2 separate regions of the Homo sapiens genome follow, and region 2 is linked to region 1. A link is an interaction called in ENCODE POLR2A ChIA-PET data of the cell type or tissue named here. Cell type or tissue: MCF 10A. All regions are shown on one strand.

Evidence for each region. Peaks named below come from ENCODE experiments on the same cell type or tissue, not always from the same donor. Only the 100,000 strongest peaks of a DNase experiment are listed, where the experiment ranks them.
Region 2: POLR2A ChIA-PET joins it to region 1 with 5 read pairs; 5 of 35 experiments call an interaction of 5 or more read pairs at or near these places.

The regions. Positions count from the first base shown.
Region 1 is chr7:134,436,895-134,444,894 of GRCh38, forward strand. AKR1B1 (aldo-keto reductase family 1 member B) reads right to left here. Exons shown (of 10, transcript NM_001628.4): 10 at 5,462-5,876. The coding sequence ends at 5,834. Among named protein-coding and RNA genes, the nearest start is that of LINC03060, 8.5 kb to the left of the region's middle. In MCF 10A, a CTCF peak has its summit at 7,402; no DNase peak of the experiment used is centred here.
Region 2 is chr7:134,351,261-134,359,260 of GRCh38, forward strand. No RefSeq gene overlaps it. Among named protein-coding and RNA genes, the nearest start is that of SLC35B4, 38 kb to the left of the region's middle. In MCF 10A, a CTCF peak has its summit at 7,166 (motif pointing left); DNase peaks (open chromatin) are centred at 4,881 and 7,161.

The sequences.
Region 1 (8,000 bases):
TGTGTTTTCTACAGTAGGAGGCAGCCCAGCAGAACTGGTGGATGAACTCCAGAGCCAGACTGCCCAAGTGGAAATCCCAGCTCCACCATTTTCTAGTTATATGATCTTGGGAAGGTTCTTTATCCTCTGTGGGTCCCAGTTTCTTCATCTGCAAATGGGATAGCAATAGAATCAACCTCATAGAGTTGTGAGGTTGGAAAAATATGTAAAACTCTTAAAACTGTGTTTGGGTCTTTAATAGGTAATTAATACTTATTAAATTGCCGTAGGTAATTAATAAATGCCATATATAGTGTTTGCTGTTATTTTTTCTTCTTTAACCTTTGAATTGATTGTAAATCTATTTCAAAATTTCCAAATTCATGTGGAGGGCAGTTTCATTACTTTTTGTTATTTTTTTAAATAATTTTATGTAATTGTGGCCAGAGGAATAATATCTATATATGAGTTCATTGAAATTTGTTGAGGCCAGCACTTTGGCCTAGCATATCACTGATTAACATAAATGTTACATATGTGCTTAGAAACATGTGTTCTCCAAGGAAAAAATTAGTAATTCTGCCATTTAAATCGGTACCCTTGCTAATAATTTTATCTGCTTCATCTAAAAAAAGGTGCAGGCATTTTTAAAAGCAGGTAAGTAATCTAGGTAGACATATTGGCTATTGTTTAGAAAGACCACTCTTATAAAGTTTTCTTTTAAGGCATTTTATTTTAGAATAGTTTTAGATTTACAGAAAAATTGTGAAGAGAGATTGCCCATATATCCCACATCTACTTTCCAATAATTAACATCTTATATTGCTATGGTACGTTTAGTATAATGAACCAATACTGATGTTATTAATTCAAGTCCTTGCTTTATGCAGACTGCCAGAGTTTTTACCCAATGTCCTTTTTCCATCCCAAGATCCCATCCCCATTACATTGAGGCACCCTGCTTCCACTATTCTTGGATGTGACCGTTTCTGAAACTTTCCTTGTTTTTGATTACCTTGATGGTTTTGAGAAATACTGTAGAATATCCCTCAACTGCAATTTGATGTTTCTCTCATGATTGGACTAGGGTTTTGGTTTTTGGAAGGAAGATCATAGAGGTCAAGTGTCATTCTCATAACATCATATCATGACTATATACTATCAACATAACCTATCACTGTTGATGTTAACCTTGATTACTTGGCAATAAAGTGTTGTTTTTTTTTTTTTTTGAGATGGCATCTCACTCTGTCACTATGATTGGAGTACAGTGGCGTGACCTCAGCTCACTGCAACCTCCGCCTCCCGGGTTCAAGTGGTTCTCCTGCCTCAGCCTCCTGAATAGCTGGGACTACAGGTGCGCACCACCACACCCAGCTAATTTTTTTATTTTTAGTAGAGAAGGGGTTTCACCATGTTGGCCAGGCTGGTCTTGAACTCCTGACCTCAGGTGATCCACCTGCCTTGGCCTCCCGAAGTGTTGGGATTACAGGCGTGAGCCACCATGCCTGGCCTGGCAATAAAGCTTTATACATGTGTAAGCTACTATAATTTTTATTGTAATGGAATGTCATTGTAATAATATGATGCAATGCCACAGATTAGTTTCCACAGACCAAGATTCTAGCCCCTTTCAGCCACTAAATTGCAGTGCGAGCTTTGGTTGGTCACTTCATCTTTCTGATCCTCAGAGTTTTTGTTGTTGTTAATCTGAACATATATTCTTTTGAAGTACCATTTTCATGTTTACAGTTACTTCTGGAATGCCTTCTAAACAATGTGTAGTTTTCAGGTTGCAAATTTTGGTAGTCACCCTCTGAGATGTCCCCAGTGGCTAGGGCTGACCATTGTTACCAATAGGCTATTGTGGAGATGATGCTGTGTGACCTCTGAGGTTAGATAATGAAAGACATTGTGGCTTCCACTTTGTGATCTCTTCAATCACTCATTTGGAGAGTCAGTCACTATGTCATGAACACTCTGGCAGCTCTAGGAAAAGGTACACATAAGAAGGAGATGAGCGTCCCTGCCAATACCCAGTACCGACTTGCCAGTGGTTGAGTGAGCCATCTTGGAATCAGAGCCTCCGGCCCCAGTCAAGCCTTCATATTGAACCACCCAGCTAAGCTTCTCCAAAATTGCTGAACACCAGCAACTGTGTGAAATAAATCCTTGTAGGTATTAAAAACAAACAAAAAGCAAAGCATTAGATTCCAAGACTTTGAAACTGTTCCAGCATCCTCATGGGTGGAGGGGAATGTGGGAAGGGGTTCTGCTGGCTTGGCTCCCAGATTCCTCCCCCACGGAAACCACAGCAGCTCTGCCTGTATCTGTGTTACATACTGAGGACCCGTGTAGATTTTCTTTTGAAGAATGGAGCCTGCTGCCAAAAATAAATTTGAAAACTCTGGCTTAGAAAAACAATGGATTAGATGACCCCTATAGTCTTTTCTGTCTCTCGCATTCTGATTCCACCTATCAGTATGAAACAGATAACTCTTATAAGCCCATGGGCAGTATTTTCTTCTTGCCATGAAATACAATCCTAGGGGTAGGAAACAAAAACTGTGCTGCTCACTGATAAGTGTGTCAGAGAATCCCTTCCTTTGTGTGAGAATGGCGTGATGTTCCTGCAGAGAAAAAGCCCCTTTCAGGGCATAGCTCTGCCCCCCTGGGGCATCACCTGCCAGCCTTGAGGGGCTGGATAGGTTTGCTTCTGTTGTCAACATTTGATTATAATGATATTAACAATATCAACAATAATGGCTAGCATGTTTTGAGTACTGTGTGCAAGGCCTTGGGACAGGGGGTTTTTATCTCATGCAGTCTTCATCACCACAATGAGGCAGGCATTTTGTAGGTTGAGGAAATTAAGGCTGATAGATTAAATGAATTAGAACTGCAATTAAGAGTCTATAGTCCTAGAACTCTTGGCCACCATTCAGTGAATTATGGGCCAGGATCAGAACTGAACAGCTAGCATTTGGGTTTAATATATACTGATTTCAAAACTTGGGGGTTCTAATAGGCATTATAAGAAAAACTCTACGTTCACTCACTCACTCATTCATGCAACTGACATTACTGAGAGTTTACTCTGTGCCCAGGTGGAATTCTAGAAACTGGATAGAAGGGTGTGGAAAATAGAAGCTGGCACCCCAGGGTACACTGGGATTTGGGGCTGTAAGAGGACCTGAGGAGCCATCAGCTGCTTCCACTGCCTTCAAGGGACAGAAAGACTCGGTATAACCTAGGGGGCTGGATCCTAGAGAGCCATGAATTCCCAGAACGCCCCTCCAGGGAAATCTTCCTGGGTTGAATCCAATACTGACTGTGCTTATCCCGGCTGGGCACCCTCCCAGGGTCCTGCCAATGAGCCCCGTGATAAGCCGTGACAGAGAGCAGCAAGGACATTGCACTACAGCAGTTTGTGCAATTTTATCAACATAAAGGACATAGTGTTGAGAAACCTTGTTCTTTGAAATCAGATCCTGAAAAATGATGCTGTTTGAAATCGTCTCCGGAGGCATTGTTCAGAGATTTTCCAATGCAGATCTTACTTGCCCGTGTGATTTAATATTTTGTTCTGTATTTCCATTGGTCTCAATATCTTAACAATTCTGCTCCTTGGCTGGAACATTATTTTGGTAAAACCCCACTGCTTCATGAATGTATGTTGTGCCCCCAACTTCACAGGGGCAAATGTCCCGAGATGGGGCCAGCACCATTGTTCTATAACTGCCACTGACTTTGCCCTCTGAAGGGTGACTTCATTCATCGTGATGAGTCCACCAGAGTCCTGAGGCTGGGCTGGAGTCTGCCCAGGAAGGTGTAGCGGTTTTGATTCCACAAGGGGAAGGAAGAATGGAGCTCTCCATTGGTGAATGAAGCAGCACCTGTCTTGATCCACGGACCTTCTCTCATCCATCCACTCCTTGGATGAATTGTTAGTGGAATGAAGCTGGTTCCACTGAGCTCCACAGCCTCAGCTTCTGCTCCTTAAGCCACACTTTTCAGCATACAAGCAACGGGCCTTACCTGAGCCCAAGCCGCTGACTACTGAAAATACGATTGGAGCTTCAAAATGCAGAACCAGCTGTTCTCCCTGTCATTCGTGGCATGCTTTAATTCTCTTCCTCCTCTTCCACTGCCGGCAAGGCTCCTAAAGGGCAGTCCTTAGAAAAAATCTGAGGGTTCTGCTGGAAAGTAGGGAGGGGAGGTTGCACAGCTTGCCTTTTATCTTGTTTATGCTCCTGGGCTGAGTCTCAAATTGTCATGCTACAATGGTCTATACTAAGCGGAGATCTAAAAGGCAGGTAACCGATTTAAAAACTGTTACCAGTGACTACCTTAAAGTTTTTCCAAAGAGTGTTGAAGCCAACTGGAGAAACAGAGTGGGGATCAGGTCAGATGATTTGACGTAACTTTTGTAACAAAACTAAAATCTACTCTTAATCATCAGAGGGCAACATAAGGTCTGCAGTTTAACAGGTGTGACCTGCCTACTCTGGCAGGGGAAACTGGACCACTGTGATCAGCAGATGCCATGAGGGACCCAGGCCCAAGGCTGCCAGGTAGTAAGGGCAGCCTGTGCAGTGGGGCTCTGGGTTCTCCACCGGGCTCAACCCCAGCCGCAGAGGGGCTAGGTGTGCCCCTCCAGCGCTGGGTGAGGGCCAGGAACCACCACTGCCCAATTAACTATACCTTTAGAGGTGCATCTTAAACACAGATCACCTGCAAAGCAGTTAATGTGACTTGATCATGGGGGTCCTAATTATCCAATAAACAAGGGCAGCCACAAAACAACCTAACTTGATGAACTTTCAAGTCGGCACTTGTCTATTCCATTCCTTTCTTGGCCTTTGTTAACTTAACTCTGGATAAAGAAACGGTAACAAAAAGAAGCAACAGCATTCCGCCTCAAAATCTTTATTTTGTAGCCCTATTTCATCTTCATCCAATTGGAAGCCATTTATTTATGCTTTTCTTTCCTCTTGTCTAGACAACAGGCTTCAGAAAAGCAATTTCTCTCAGGTTGTGCTGCTTAGTAAACACCGACCTCGGCCTTCATACGTAGAAGGAGCAACCAAGGAATCTGTGGAATCGAACATGGGTTTACCCTAAAGCTGTGGCTCAGCCTTGGCTGCACCCTGGAATCACCTGGAGAGCCTGTACACTCCTGCTGTCCTGATCACAGCCCAATCAGATCAGCCTCCAGGGCGAGGTCCAGACATCACCAGCCTTAAAGCCCCCAAAGGTGACCTGGTGTGCAGCCAGGATGAGACCCACAACCCTAAAGCTAAATGGGTAAAGTACTGGGGTGAGGGGCCCCCAACTTGCAGTTGAGGACTTGTAGAAAAGTCAAGTCCTCACTCCTTTTGCATCACTGACTGGCCTGCCTTATGGGTATGTGGAGAGTGATGGTTGAAGTGAGATAGAAGGTTGCTATTGTTTTAAAAAACCAAAGCTCACAAAACCAAGCTCACAAAAGCACTTTTTATTTGAGGCAAAGAGAAGTCTTGCTGAAAGGATTCCAGTTCCAAGCAGTCAAAACTCAACCGTTAGTGGCACTATTTTGACCTGGTAGATTTTGCTTCTCTTTGGTCAGAAAAGGGTATTCAGGTTGTACTTTCCCCAGCAGGGTAGAAAGAAGGGCAAAGCAAACTGGAAGAGACTTCTACTCTACTGACAGGGCTCTTGAGATCCAACATCAAGCTAGACACGCCCTCGCTGGCCACTCTACAGGTTGCTGTCCCACTGCTGAGTGACACAGGCCATACTACATTTGCAAGGAAAAAAATGAGGCAAGAAACACAGGTATAGGTCACTTGGGGACGAGCAGGCAACCACAGCTTCAAAACTCTTCATGGAAGGGGTAATCCTTGTGGGAGGTACAGCTGTCAGGAGAAAGGAGAAAACAGTTGCTTTTTGAAGAGGTGATTTTGACTATACCCAACTCCCAACAGAGAAATGATGTGTCTCACTGAAGAAATAAAATAGAACCTCAGAGGCAACAAGCTAGTTCTGAGTGTGCAGATGATGGTTCTGCAGCTGGGGGAAGCAACTCACCCTCCAGACCCCTCTACCACTACTGTCATCAAGCAGCACATGTGTGAGGGACACCACCCTCCCCATGTGCCCAGCACTGTGCCTGGGCCGTGCAGGACGGCAACACGATTTCTGCCTTCCAGTAACTCAGTCTAGCTGGCAGGACCAGACAGTATTTTGTGGTCTTAAACATCTTGTGTAATAATATGAGAAGGCAGGCCAGACACAGTGGCTCACGCCTGTAATCCCAGGCTGAAGCGAGAGGATCACTTGAGGCTAGGGGTTTGCGACTAGCCTGGGCAACATAGCAAGATTTCCATCTTAATAAAAAAACTTTTTAAATTAACCAGGCATGGTGGTGCATGCCCATGGCCCCAGCTACTTGGGAGGCTGAGGTGGGAGGATCATTTGAGCCCAGGAGGTCAAGGCTGCAGTGAGCTGTGATCATGCCATTACATTCCAGCCTGGGTGACAGAGTAGGAGCCCATTTCAAAAAAAAAAAGGGATGTTAAAAGTCTGTATGTGACTGAATCTCAAAGGATAAGAGAAGCAACGGCAAGTGCTCTGAGGACAGAGGGAGCCTCCTTGTATCAGTGGGGGCTGAAGTGAGCCCAATCAACGGTCGGCGATTTTATATTGGAAACAGGGCAGGGAGCACAGGGCAGGGAGCACATGGCAGGGAGCACAGGTGCAGACGTGTTTGTCAAGGCTCACTCACTGTCCATCTAGTAGGGCCAATGGCTGTGCTAGGAACATAAAGGCAGGAACACTGGACAGATAGCTGGGCAGCTCACGCAAGGCCAGAGTTATGTAATCTGAGCTGGGTGCTTACAGTCTGTAACTCTTATTCAAAAGTTCTCCATGGTCTGCCTTTTTTGTATACCCACAGTGACACTGACATCAGCAGGTCAGGCTCAGTAAAGCATTATCTGCCAGAGGGGTGGTGTGTGTGTAGTTAGCGAAAACTCCCTAGGAGACCTGAGCATGTCAGGGCTAGCCTCTTCCTCCCACTCACCGCCACGCAACAGGATAATCGAACAGAAGTTTCTAGCACAATACTGGAGGGCAGAGGAGCCTAACTGTAAAGGGAGCAATGAGAAAACCACTGTGTTTCCTCAGCCCTGAAAGCTTCAATCCACTCTGTCTCAAGTGGGAGGGGAAAAGGAAGACGGATGAATGGGAGAGATTCTGAAAGGAGAACGAATGTAGCTTGGTGACTGATTCACTCCTCTCCTCCTTGTCCACTAGATCCAAAAATGATTTTAATGTCTAGGGCTAAGTAGCATTAACAGAGATGTCTGAAAGGGCACTGGCCTGGGGCTGCCTGTGACATGCTCTGTTTGCGGCCTATTTTGAGTGTGAGGCCACAGTGTGGCAGCAGCAGGCTTGCCAGGCACGCATATGCCTGAAGCAGGGCCAGAGTTATTGTCCAGGACGCAGACTGGGCAAACATCTGCCTGGGGCGGTGGCTGAAGCCACCAGCAGTGCAAACTCCGGGGAGGGAGATGGGACAGACGCTGGAAAGGGAAAGCTGGTAGCCCACCCCATCTTAGGGAATGTTCACATTTTGCTTAGAAGAGGAAGTACTAAAGGAGAGAGTGTGGAAACACAGAGCTCAGACAAGAATAAGGGTAGTGAGAGAGAAACAGAGTCTCAGTCTCCACTGCAAAATGAGAAGTTCCTTCTTGAAAGCAGAAAGTGAGTTACATGCGTCACCTAGTTATTGTAATGGTAGGAAAAGAGAAAACCCCACAGAAAACCTTCCTAGGCAGCTCCTTCCAAACTACCATGCAGAGGAAACAGAACCAGAGGATGTGTGGCTGGAGGAACTGAGGTGCCTGCTGCTCAGAGGGAGGGCCTGTTTTGGAGCCATGTGGCTTACCAGGTCAGAGCCGGGACTGTCTCAAACCTCAGCCCCAGGGGCTCCCGACCAAACCCCTTTCATTAGGGTCATTAAGACAAAAAGTCACAGG
Region 2 (8,000 bases), 86 kb before region 1:
CCACATCTTTTTTCATTTTAAATCCTTTCTGTCAAGTAAGGACTGGGGCTCACAAATGTGTGTGTGCACATGTGTGTGCATACAACATGCAATGCAACAGGGTGGGAATAGGAGAGGAGAAAGGAAAAGTATATTAAATCTTGCTTAGGATAAAAAGATTGCCTTGGTCTCCAGCTCAAATTAGGAAAAGGGAAGGCGGTGGATGTTTTTGTTATTTTACAACTTAATTTTTTATTCTTAGCACATCACATAATACCCGGTGTTAGTGACACATGTGACCAAATGGCTGCTCCCCCATCAATGAGGACAGGCAGTTCTGAGCAGGGAGTCTGTCATTGCCATGGTCACGTGGCCCATGGACCCCCCCGCCCCTGGATGAGTGAGGCTGAGACGGGTGCTGCTGGGGAATTCCCATTCAGACTGCTCAAGCGAGTGAACACAGGACAGGGAAATTCTCCATACTCCAGCAGCAAGCCAGGATATTTAGGTTCACCTAAAACACCCTCTGTGTTTGGACATTTTGTTTGTTTCAATAATTTCCAACTATAAATACGGCAGGCCAGGAATCGTTGGTTGGGAATGAATTGTAAGTAAAGGGTTGAAGCTGCCTCCAAAGAACTCTGAAATTTGACAGAATTTCCTAAAAATGCAATAAAGGTTACAAAATAACCCCACAATGGGCTAAAATTGTGAATGAGCAAGACAATAATTTTCAATCAAATGACATTTGCATCCACATTGTCCTTTTGATCCATTTAGGTCATTTTCTTAGAGGTAGAAATCCTGGCTTTGAGACACAATTTTCCCACCCAGCTTGGGCAAGTTGCAACATTTCTAAGCCTCCTTTTTCTGAAATATCTACTTCACCTGGTTGGTAGAAGCATTTGATGATACAATACATATGAAAGTGTTTCACAAACTGTGAACCATGAAGATATTATTATTTCTCCTCCAAGCTACTAGGAACTATTTTCAGCAATGGCTCACGCCTGTAATCCCTACAGTTTAGGAGGCTGAGGTGGGCAGATCACCTGAGGTCAGGAGTTTGAGACCAGCCTGGCCAACATGGTGAAACCCCATCTTTACTAAAAAAATACAAAATTAGCCAGGCTAATTTTCTAGTGGTGGCAGAGGTTAGGAGGAAGGCAGCCATGAGCAAGGATGCTGGGTGAGCCAGGGTGGGGTATGTGCTGCAAGAAAAAAAAGGCTCACTCAGAAGGACAGCACAACAGAGTGGTGGTGCGTGCCTGTAATCCCAGCTACTCGGGAGGCTGAGGCAGGAGAATTGCTTGAACCTGGGAGGTGGAGGTTGCAGTGAGCTGAGATCATGCCACTGCACTCCAGCCTAGATGACAGAGCGAGACTCTGTCTCAAAAAACAAAAACAAAAAACAATGAACAATAGATAATGGTCTAAATAGCAGCAATAAGGTTTGCTAAGCAAATTATGCTACATCCATAGGATAGAATTATCTGCAGGCATTAAAAAAGACAGCAACGTTTATCTATTGACATGGACAGTTCATCCAAGTACATTATAAAGTAAAAAAGTAAATTATAAATATATAATATATATTATATAAGTATAATACATTAAGTTAAAAAGTTGATCTAAATACATTAAGTAAAAAGTATATTTTTCTAAAATAAAACAATGTTAATTAACATTTGTATTGAAAGATGTCTGAAACAATTCATATAAAAATGTGCTCTTTTCTAGAATAATGTGTATCACTAATGAAATACATATTATATATATTTTACATAACATTATATGTGTGTGTATATATACGTAATGTATATATACGTAATATATATACGTAATGTATATAAATGTGGAGAGTGTGGTTTGGAATTTAGATGCACTCATTGTTTAAAAAAGAATGTAATTTTCTCTGCCTTAGAAAACTTGGTGGTCACAGAAGGATAGGAGGATACTGGCAGCTTGGAAGGCTGAAGGAAGAGGCTTCATGGGAGAAAGAGACCTAAGGAATCTCTAGTCCCTAGGTACCTGGAAATCCATACACATCCCCCTGACCAACCAAAGTCCCAGTTAGGAAAACATGGATATTGCCTACAATATGCGCCCCTAAACCCCTGCCCCCAGCGCCTTCTCCCTCTGCCCGGACCACAGACCGTTCCAGGTGTCCCAGAGCCACTTGGGACCATGTGAACTCAATGAACAAGTGAGCAGGTTCTTCTTGTGGGTTTCAAATGAATGTATGGCAGGACCATCTTCAGACCTGTTGAGACCTGTTGAAAATCTCAACATCCTGCTAAGTTATACTGCCAGGAAAGAGACTGGCCCAACTGGATGGCTGTGGCCCCTTCGGTAGAACTTTCTGTCACTCGTTTCAGGCTTGGCATGAAGCACAGCTGCAATGTTTTGCCACTTTTCCTTGAACTTTGTTACCTTTTCGTTTAATGATTGCCAACCTCATGGGCACTCCACTGTGCATGGAGTCGGGTATGGAGGAGTGAGGTGGGTGCAAAAATAAGTCAAAATATCTCTATCCTCAAGGGCTTTATGGTCTAGCAGAGGAGGTGAATATATAAGCAACAAATTATGAGTCAAGACAAGATGAAAAAAATGCTAAATGGGCTCTGAATCTGAAATGACACAGAGCAGGATCTTTGATCTCAATCTCCTGACTAAATCCAGAAATACACCAGTCCCTCCATAACGACTCAATACTTATGTCAGTAGTTTGAGAAAGGAGTTTAAAATATCAGCTGATGAAGAGACTCTTCATGTTTAACTCCCTGCAAATATTTTTCTGAACAGATATGACTATTTTCTAGTATATGTAATCAATACTGTTTTCAAATAGCTTCTGTGAAATTTGCTAGAAAGATTCACCTAGAATGGTCCTAGCCCCTTCCTATCAGAGCTTGGGGAGCTCCTCTCCCTGCCCTCCACAGGATAGCCCTGGAGGGGATCTTAGGTTGAGCTTCTTGAAAATCGGTCATTTTTATGTAAAGAATTGGTGTGAACAGAGGCTGAGGCAGAAGAATCACTTGAACCTGGGAAGCAGAGGTTGCAGTGAGCTGAGATCGTGCCACTGCACTCCAGCCTGGGCCATAGAGTGCGACTCCGTCTCAAAAAAAAAAAAAAAAAAAAAAAGAATTGGTGTGAATGGTCCCTTTCCTCTGATAGTGAGCCCCCCACTTTCCTATCTGCAATGCAGTTTCTTCTAAATGAAATAGTGTGATGATTTTAAAAATTCAGGCCTGGGAGGCCAAGGCGGATAGATCACTTAAGCCAAGGAGTTTGAGACCAGCCTGGGCAACATGGTGAAACCTTATCTCAAAAAAAAAAAAAGAAAAGAAAATTAGCCGGGCTTGATGGCACACACCTGTAGCCTGTAGCCTCACCTACTTGAGAGTCCGAGGCATAAGAATCACTTGAGCCCAGGAGGCAGAGGTTGCAGTGAGCAGAGATAGTGCCATTGCACCCAGTCTGGGTGACTGCAGTAAAACCCTGTCCCAATAATAAATAAATAATAATAAAAAAATTTTAGGTCTGTGTCTTTTTTTTTGTTTTTCACATCAGGGTCCAACCACAGAAAATTGGGGACAGTGCCAAAATGGGACTATCCAAATGCGCTTCCGTGTGCGCCTCAAGTCTGTATTCTCTTTACCTCTCAGCAGTGAAAACTTCATGCCCCCTAGAATGCTGTCAAGGGGAGGTGCTGCTGGCAGGGAGTGCAACTGCCCAGGCTGGCTTCTCTGGAAGCAGTGGCTGAGATAAGAGTCTGGGCTTCAAATGTGTATTAGGAATTAACCTCCGTAAAAAGAAGGAGGGGTACTGGGCAGAGGAAGGAGCTGAACCTAGATGATGCTGGCCTCAGAAAACCCAGGCCACTCGGGAGAGCCATGGAGCTAGGGCTGCACCATGATAGCTGGCCTTGTATCCTGGCCCTGCTCAGCCACCAGGCACAGCTGCCCTGGGAAATTGTGACCTCCAGCGAGGGAGCAGCTCTCTACAGCTGAGGCTGACCTTGAAGTTGCGGACAGCTAGAGGCTGTCTGCTGACCACACTTCCCAGGGCTGGGCTACAAGTCCTTCCTTGACCTTGTGGCACATCTTTGTGTCGATCACAGGAATGACCACGGGGGGCCTCAGAGGTCTCTGCTCCCTGAGCTGCTGCCTCTTGCAGTGTACAGGTAGATGATATTCAAGGTTTATGTGCTCGATGCTATAGCTGCTCTATGGTTTCTCTGGATGCACCCTGAAGCTACTTGTTCCAGGGTATGCTAGGACCAGGACAGCCCCACATACATGGGAATACTTTTCCGGAATTGCCATGTTAAATTCAAATGATTTCCTTTCTTTCATCAATATGAATCTCTGCTGATCACCTTCAAACTCCCTCCCGCATGCTTAAATGGAGGCTGTTCATTCAAGGACAATACATCAGTAAGATTTTGTTTATATCCAAACTCTAACATCACAAGAAACATTCTCAGGGTGCCCACCCCATGGGGGGATTGTATAATCAACTCACATTCATTAATGTAGTATGTGCTGACTTAAAACCCAACGGGAATTTAATGTAACTTATATTATGCACCTGTTGTGTATTGGGTAAGGTACAGTGTTCAGTTCCCTGGAATGTAGAATGCATGTAATTACCCTCTTCCAAGTTAACAAACAACCCCAGGTAAAGTTAAATAATCAACAGAGTGAACCAAGGATTATGCATTAAAATAATTTTGGTGTTTTGCTGATCATATGCCCAGTGGGGTTTGGAAGGTTGCACAATGGCATATTGCTAAACATTCCAATGCCACATTACCACAAAAACACAAAACACAAAAACGTCACAAGGTCCAGAAAGACTCCTCGTGTGGACTTTGCTTCTTTATTTGCCAGGAAGCAGTTTGGCCCGAGCAGTTCTTTTTTGACTGTAGGAAGTTGAGGGCAAAGTAAATCTGGCAGACAATGAGCCCTGGGCCAAGCTGCACTCTTAGGATAAGACAGGCTGTGAAGAGGGCCCTGTGGCCAACTTCCCGATGAAGCTGTTGGCACAGAAGAGAAGGGGAGCAGGAATCCTGGCTGGCAGCTTTTACGGGAGTGACTGAGCAGCTTTTTTTTTTTTTTTTTAGATGGAGTCTTACTATGTCCCCCAGGCTGGAGTGCAGTGGCACAATCTCACCTCACTGCAACCTCCGCCTCCCGGGTTCAAGTGATTCTCCTGCCTCAGCCTCCCAGGTAGCTGGTATTACAGGTGTGCACCACCACGCTGTGCTAATTTTTGTATGTTTTATAGAGATGGGGTTTCGCCATGTTGGCCAGACTGGTCTAGAGCTCCTGGCCTCAAGTGATCCACCCGCCTCAGTCTCCCAAAGTGCTGGGATTACAGGTGTGAGTCACCACGCCCAGCCCTGGGCAGCTAGCTATCTTGATAACATCTGCCATCTAAGAGGACATTCATTTTGCCAATTTTATTGTCACCAACAACGTAATATTTACCCTTGGAAGTGATAAGACTAGGTGGATCTACTCTCTTCCTACATTAAACGGGAAGTTGATATAATCACTGAAGCTGCTATAAGCTTCTTTGAATAGCAGAGCGTAGACCTGGTGAGACAGACCAATGCCTTCAGATCTGAGCTTAACAGAGCCTGCCTATGATGACTAGTGACAGGTGCTTGCACACTATTTTCCACAGGCCCATCTGGACTGCACACACTCAACGGATGCCAATTACATAACGATCATACACAGCTGGGAATAGACCCACTTGTACAAAATGGATCCAGTGGTAATGGTGTCTCCCCATTCTCACCTTCATAGCGATGCTTTCAGAAATTCATTAAAGTTTGTTGAGTTTTGATAGTTGAAACTTAAAAAACAACAATGCGTACAACATTTCATTTACAGTTTCAAGGTTTCCCAGAGTTTAAAAGAGTTCTGAATAACTTTAATTGCCAAAGTGTTACAACTCAAAAATAGACCTAGCAAATTTGCTTGGCAGTAAGAATGCTGCTAATTTGACATATGCCCATACATTTTTGAGAGACAAATGTATTTTTAATCCATTTAGGTGCCAGGGGTACTCCAAGCCTGCACATGTTTGAAGTAAGGACAATCCCTATAGGTCAGTGTCCTCATTCATCAGAGGACGGTGGTCTCACCCCAGCTGATTTGACATTTCTTTTTTCCCCGAGACGGAGTTGCGCTCTTGTTGCCCAGGCTGGAGTGCAATGGCACAACCTTGGCTCACTGCAACTTCCGCCTCCCAGGTTCAAGCGATTCTCCTACCTCCCACTTGGTTTGACTCTTCAGGCACACAGTTTGATGCTTAACCATAGCATCAAATACTTGTTCTCCAATGGTTATCAGGGTGTGTAAACTGACTCAATAGCTCTCAAAAACTTAGCTGAGAGAAAGACTATACTTATGGAAGTTTGCCCCTAGTGTATGCATCAGAGATAGCTCATTAAGTACTCTAAATTTACCCCTGGCTTGAGGCAGATCAAAACAGCCTCACATTTTGGCCCCATTATTTTGGACTATGCTCGGTGTTAGGATTTTTCTGAACTCTGAGACATTGTGGAGAACAGGAGCCCCAGGAGACTGTATTTTGCCATAGAGGTGTGTACGGTGAAGAATTAACTTTATCCCAACATAGATCCAGACTTATCCCAGCTCCTGGAAGGGAGCCTCTAAACCTTTGGAATTCCTCAAGTGATCCGAGTGTCTTAGTCATTCATGGTAGACCCCCAGGACCACATCTGATTGTTTATGCTAACCATTTGACTCTGGGAGAGTTAGCCTTGCCAGAAAGACCAACCATATGATTAGCCAGGAACAAGACAGAGTCTTGATTGGAGGGCAAACTGTGTGGCACACTCAATTAAACGAAAAGGTGGCAGATTGTAAGGGGGCTTTTCAGGAAACTCCTCCAACAGCAGAGCTCAATGGGAACAACGTGGGATTTTAAAGCCAGACCTGGGTTCACAACTCTAGTTAATGCTTCTTACGAGTGGTGTGATCTTGGGCGGGACTCTGGAGCTTCCATCTTCTCATCTGTAAAATGGGGATGGTAATATTAGGGTCACTGTGGGATCAAATGAGATCAGGTGGGGATGGCTCCCAGTGCAGCCTGACACGTGGTAGGAAGTTAGTTCTCTTGGAAACTAGAATAACATGCCACCACCACCTGGTGGCAAGATTTGGAATTGCAAACAAAAGTCTCCAGAAGAAAGCAGTTTTAAGATGGCTTGCCTTCTACATTCAACTTGATTAAATAACAGCAAGTAGGCCGGGCGCGGTGGCTCATGCCTGTAATCCCAGCACTTTGGGAGGCTGAGGCGGGCGGATCACCAGGTCAGAAGTTCGAGCCCAGCCTGGCCAATATAGTGAAACCCCGTCTCTACTAAAAATACAAAAATTAGCCGGGCGTGGTGGCGGGTGCCTGTAGTCCCAGCTACTCGGGAGGCAGAGGCAGAAGAATCGCTTGAACCCAGGAGGCGGAGGTTGCAGTGAGCCTAGATCACACCACTGCACTCCAGCCTAGGCAACAGAGCAAGACGCCATCTCAAAACAAAAAACAAAACAAAACAAAACAAAACAAAAAAACAGCAAGTATAAAGATGGATACAAACTGGGGAAATTGGATAAAGAGGCAAGGACGGGGAGGGATTCTACTCAGGGAGAGTAGCGTGATCAAAAACACAGAGATTGGAACTATTATGCTGAATTTCAGGTTGGAGGTGTACAGTAAGGAGACAAGAGGAGATTTGGCGTTTCTCACGTTCTCATAAATTCTGCACAAGTAGACAATGTACAGGGACACTGCCTGACCCAAGGGTGTGGCCTTGTACGACATGACCCCTATATCTAGGCTTTAGAAATCCTTAGCTTTTCCAGTTACACAGAAAAGTGCTTTTTTTTGTGGTTGCCCAAGGAGAATGCTATAGTCATTCTAGAAATGGTTGTCAAGGCCTCCACTAAGGGTGGGGGGTGGGCTGATGGTCTGTGGATTCTGCAGGA